Linked DNA regions of Homo sapiens: region 2 is linked to region 1. Evidence: read pairs that join two places in POLR2A ChIA-PET (ENCODE). Cell type or tissue: Caco-2. All regions are shown on one strand. Links, peaks and the distances in the headings refer to the core of each region. The heading gives the core; the rest is flanking DNA.

Region 1 (2,908 bases), core at 177-2,676:
ACAGGCATAGGAAATCACAAGGGTATTGATTGGGGAAGTGATAAGTGTCCATGAAATCTTCACAATTTAGAGACTGCAGTAAAGACAGGCATAAGAAATTATAAAAGTATTAATTTGGGGAACTAATAAATGTCCATGAAATCTTCACAATCCACGTTCTTCTGCCAGTCCCTCCATTTGGGGTCCCTGACTTCCTGCAACAAGATCTGGTTGTTTAAGAGTCTGAGACCTCCCTCTTCTCTCTTACACTCTCACCATGTGACACACCTGCGCCCCCTTTGCCTTCCTCCATGATTGTAAGCTTCCTGAGGCCCTCACCAGGAGCAGAGCCAGTGCCATGCTTCCTGTACAGCCTGCAGAACTGTGAGCCAACTAAACCTCTTGTCTTTATAAATTACCCAGTCTCAAGGAATACTTATTCTTTGATAGCAACGCAAAAACAGACTAATACAAAAAAATTGGTACCAAGGAGTGGGGCATTGCTATAAAGATACCTGAAGATGTGGAAGTAGATTTTGAACTGGGTAACAGTTAGAGGTTAGAAGAGTTTGGAGAGTTCAGAAGAAGACAGGAAGATGAGGGAAAGTTTGAAACTTCTTAGAAACTGGTTAAAGGGTTGTGACCAGAATGCTGATAGAAATATGGACAATGAAGTCCAGGCTGATGAGGTCTCAGATAAAAATGAGCAACTTAATGGAGAATGCAGGTCAACAAAGGTCACCCATGTTACACCTTAGCAAAGAGCTTGGCTGCTTTGTGTTCAGGCCCTAGGGATCTGTGGGAGTTTGAACTTCAGAGTGATGACTTAGGGTATCTGGCAGAAGAAATTTCTAAGCAGCAAAGCATTCAAGATGTGGTATGTCTGCTTCTAATAACCTACAATCAAATACAGAGACAAAGAAATGACTTATGTTTGGAACTTGTATTTAAAAGGGAAGCAGAGCATAAAAATTTGGAAAATTTGCAGCCTGCCCATGTGGTAAAGAAAGAAAAAGCATTTTCAGAGGAGGAATACAAGCAGGCCGCAAAGCAACCACTTGCTAGAGAGATTAGTGTGACTAAAAAAGGATCCAAGTGCTAATAAGCAAGACAATGGGAAAAAGGGCCTTGAAGGCATTTTAGAAATCTTCTAGGTAGCCCCTCCCATCACAGGCCCAGAAACCTAGGAGGAAAGAACAGTTTCAGGAGCCACTCCCAGGGCACCTGCTGCCCTGCACAGCCTCAGGACACTGTTTCCTGATTCAGGCCTACTCTGGCTACGGCCTTGGCTCAAAGGGGCCCAGGTACAGCTCAATCTGCCACTCTAGAGGGCTCATGCTGTAAGCCTTAGTGGCTTCCACATAATGTTAAGCCTGTAGGTGTGCAGAATGCAAGAGTGAAGGAGGCTTGGTAGCTCCACCTATATTTCAGAGAATGCATGGAAAGGCTTAGGAGCCCAGGCAGAAGCCTCCTGCAGGGGTGGACCCCACCACAGAGATGTTCTACTAGGGCAGTGCAAAGGGAAAGTGCGGGGTTGGAGCCTCCACACGAAGTCCCCACTAGAGCACTACCCAGTGGAGCTGTAAGAAAGGGGCCACCACTCTTCAGACCCCACAATGGTACAGCCAACAGCAGCTTGCATCCTGAGCCTGGAAAAGCCTCAGGCACTCAACTCCAGTCCCTGAGAGTGGCCATGGGGGTTGTACCCTGCAAAACCACAAGGGCAGACTTTCCAAAGGCCTTAGAGTCCCACCCTTCCATAAGTGTGCTCTGGATGTGGGACATGGTATCAAAGGAGACTATTTTGGAGCTTTAAGATTTAATAACTGATCTGCTGGGTTTCAGATTTGTATGGGGCCTACTGCCCCTTTCTTCTGGCTGATTTTTCCCTTTTGGAATGAGAATATTTACCCAATGCTGGTACCACCATTGTATCTTGAAAGTAAATAACTTCTTTTGATTTTACAGGCTGATAGGTAGAAGGAGTGAGTCTCAGATAAAACTTAAAACTTTGGACTTGATGCTGGAACGAGTTAACACTTTGGAAGACTGTTGCGAAGGAATGATTGTATCTTGCAATGTGAGAAGAACATGAGATTTAGAGGGCCAGGGGCGGAATGATATGGTTTGGATGTTTGTCCCTTCCAAATCTCATGTTGAAATGTGACCTCCAATGTTGGAGATGGTGCCTGGTGGGAGGCAATTTGATTATGGGGGCGAATTCCTCATGAATGACTCAGCATTATCCCCTTGGTAATGAGTGAGTTCTCTCTCCACCAGTTCATGCGAGATCTGATTTTTTTTTTTTTTTTTTTTGAGACAGAGTCTTGCTCTGTCACCCAGACTGGAGTGCAATGGTGCAATCTCAGCTCACTGCAACCTCCGCCTACCAGATTCAAGCAATTCTCTGCCTCAGCCTCCCGAGTAGCTGGGATTACAGGTGCCCACCATCACACCCAGCTAATTTTTGTATTTTTAGTACAGACAGGATTTCACCATCTTGGCCAGGCTGGTCTTGAACTCCTGACCTCATGATCCACGCACCTCGGCCTCCCAAAGTGCTGGGATTACAGGGGTGAGCCACCATGCCCTGCCAGATCTGATTGTTTATTGTTTAAAAGAGTCTACGACTTCCCTCTTCTCTCGTTCTTGCTCTTGCTTTTGCTCTGTGATGCACCTGCTCCCCCTTTGCTTTCCTCCATGATTGTAAGCTTCCTGAGGCCCTCACCAGGAGCAGATGCCAGTGCCATACTTCCTCTGCAGCCTACAGAACCATGAGCCAATTAAACCTCTTTTCTTCATAAATTACCTAGCTTCAGGTATTTCTTTTTAGTGATGAAGGAACAGACTATATGGAAGGGAAGGATAATGCCTTTGGTAGGCACATCTCTTGAGGACTGTGTGCTTGGGACTGTGTTAAGAAATTTAC
Region 2 (2,908 bases), core at 250-2,749, 130 kb after region 1:
ATTCTTCTTTCTTTAAAATAAATAAATAAATACATGTTTTGGATCCAATTGTCAGATGGTAAAAATAAAAACAAAAAAATCAATTTTATTCTGTATATTTAAGATATACAATATGAGGTCATAGGATACATATAGCTACTAAGATGGTTACTACAGTTAAGCAAATTAACATATCCATCATCTCACATTTCTACCTGTTTTGTGACAAGAGCAGTTAAAATCTACTTGTTTAGGAAAGTCCCAAACACAATGCAGTTTGATGACCTACAGTCTTCGTGCTGTGCATTAGATCTCTAGGCCTGTTCATCCTGCTCATCTGCTCCTTTTTGTCCTTCGACCTGCATCTCCCATCTCCTCTCCCACCCCGTTCTTATTTCTACTGTAGCTAGCTGCGGTTTGTGATGTGTGTAACCAAAGACGCAGAACAGAGAGGAAGGAAAGGAAGCAGTGATAGAGTTGGGACAATAAGAGAGGGCGGACCCAGGAGACCTGGAGAAATGGGGGCACTGTACCAGACTTAGTGCAATGGCATCACAGAAGAGGGCAGAACCGAGGAGTGGGGGGAAGGGAAGGCAACCCATGGCAGGCGGGCTTCAAGGGGTGGGGAAGTGATAGGATGCGAAATAGAGAAAAGAGGGACAGAAAAGAGACGAAAGCCCTGGACCCTCCATTAAGTGAGAGGGTTGGGAAGATGCCTAAGGCCCTTTTTCTGTCCTGCCTTTCCTGATTCTGGGTCCCTGGGGGAGCTCTGGAGGTGAGGGGCCAGGAAAGGCACAAGGAGAGGCTTGGGTCTGGAGGAGAGATGGGTTAGCCAGCAGGGCTCACCTTCCTTCGCTGAAAGGAACTCCTTTGACTGTAGCTCCCTGTTTTCATGCTCAGCTGTTTCCTTCTCTTCCTTTGTGGTGCCATTCCCAGGGCACAGGCTATGGAAACAAAAGCCCCACCAGCAAGGCCAAGGACTGTGAGCCGAACCTGAGACTCAGACTGGAGGGAATAGCATGGTGAATCCCACATTCCACCGCACTTTGGAATCACCTTTTAGCCACTCTGATGCCCAGGTTGCAGACCAGACCAGTTAAATCAGAATGTCTGGAGGTGAGAGCCAGGCTTCCTTTTCTAAGATCTCTATGTGAATCTAGTGATTCTAATAAGCAGCAAAGTTTAGGAAGCATGAAAAGAGTAGGGCAGGCCCAGGTTCAAATCCCAGCTCTGCCTCTTCCTAGCAACAGAAAGATGGCTCAGACTTAACCCTTCTGAGCCTCATTTTTTGCATTTAGAAAATGGAGATAAGGATATCTCAGAGGATTATTGTGAGGATGAAATCAGAGAGCACATGGGGTCTGACAATTAGTAAGTGAGCAGCAAAGGAATGCCCTTCCTCTACTCCTTGTGGCAAATGACTGCAAAAATGATCACATTTCTTCACCTCCTCTGTATTTCCCCCAATTTGAATGAGACTGCAGCTCTATTTCCCCATGCCCTGAATCTGGGCCAGCCTTGTGAACTGCTTCAGCCAAAAGAATGCAGCAGAAGTGGCTGTGCCAATTCCAAGCTTAAATCTCAAGAACGCTTGTGCATTTCTGCACTCTTTCAGAACCCTGAAATCACGGTGTGAATGAGCCCACGCTGGCTTGCTGGAGGATGACAGCCACGTGACCCAGGCATCCCTGTCACTCCAAACCTATGTGAGTGAGGCCATCCTAGCATAGCCAGCCCCCATGTAATCCTCCAAATGATCAGATGTATGAATGAGCCCTGTCAAAATCATCTACATCTGGCCCTGATCAGCGGAACTAGCCAGCTACCCACAGACTTGTGAAAAATAATAAATGCTTAACATTTTAGGCTGCTGAGTTTTGAGATAGTTTGTTATGCAGCAATAGCTAACAGATGCACTGCTCCAGTCCTCCTCCTCTCCTGTGATAGGTTTGCTTTACCCTGTCCATCCCACCCTAGGGCCAATGAGGGGCTCTGGCCCACAATCACCAGATAGTCCTTACCCATAGCTGTAGTTGGGGGGCAGTGGGTATGGGATGTGCCCCCGGGGCATCAGGAGGAAAGTGCGTGCTACATGCCAGGTACTGCAGACAGAGATGAAGATGAAGGAGGCCCTGAGGCTGATGCCTTTTTCATAAAGAAGCTGCAGAAGGAGAAGGAAAAAGTCAGTGTCACACCCACGTTCATAGCAGCACTATTCACAATAGCCAAAGGATGGAAGCAAACTAAGGGTCCATCAGCAGATGAACAGCTAAACATAATGTGATCTATACACACAATGGAATATTATTCAGCCTTAAAAAAGGAAAGAGGCAACCATGCTGGCTCACACCTACAATCCCAGCACTTTGGGACGCACGAGGATCACCTGAGCCCAGTTCAAGACCAGCCTTGACAACATAGTGAGACCCTCACCCCTTCTCTAGAAAATTTTTATTTAATTAGCTGGGTGTGGTGGCATACACCTGTAGTGCCAGCTACTCAGGAGGCTGAGTGGGAGGATTTCTTGAGCCCAGAAGTTTGAGGCTGCAGTGAGTCATGACTGGGCCACTGCACCCCAGCCTGGACAATGAAACATGACCTTGCCTCCAAATAAAAAAAAAAAAGGAAAGGAAAGAAATTCTGACACATGCTGCAACATGGATGAACTTTAAGAGCACTATGCAGGGCCAAGCTCAGTGGTTCCTGCCTGTAATTCTAGTGCTTTAGAAGACCAAGACAGGAGGATTGCTTGAGTCCAGGAGCTTGAGACCAGCCTGGGAAACAGCAAGACCTCATCTCTACTAAAAATAAATAAATAAATCAGCTGGGCGTGATGGTGCACGCCTGTAATTCCAGCTACTTGGGAGGCTGAGGTGAGAGGATATGATTACATGATTACATGCCTGTAATCCCAGTACTTTGGGAGGCT

Evidence for each region. ChIA-PET counts read pairs that join two places held together with the same protein. Peaks named below come from ENCODE experiments on the same cell type or tissue, not always from the same donor. Only the 100,000 strongest peaks of a DNase experiment are listed, where the experiment ranks them.
Region 2: POLR2A ChIA-PET joins it to region 1 with 7 read pairs; 2 of 35 experiments call an interaction of 5 or more read pairs at or near these places.

What each region holds. Positions count from the first base shown.
Region 1 is chr11:57,282,628-57,285,535 of GRCh38, forward strand. No RefSeq gene overlaps it. Among named protein-coding and RNA genes, the nearest start is that of TNKS1BP1, 41 kb to the right of the region's middle. RefSeq lists an enhancer at 1,142-2,026. In Caco-2, for the core only: no CTCF peak of the experiment used is centred there; a DNase peak (open chromatin) is centred at 1,266.
Region 2 is chr11:57,415,748-57,418,655 of GRCh38, forward strand. It overlaps SLC43A3 (solute carrier family 43 member 3), which reads right to left. Exons shown (of 14, transcript NM_199329.3): 8 at 2,001-2,140; 9 at 826-923. Among named protein-coding and RNA genes, the nearest start is that of SLC43A3, 9.9 kb to the right of the region's middle. In Caco-2, for the core only: no CTCF peak of the experiment used is centred there; no DNase peak of the experiment used is centred there.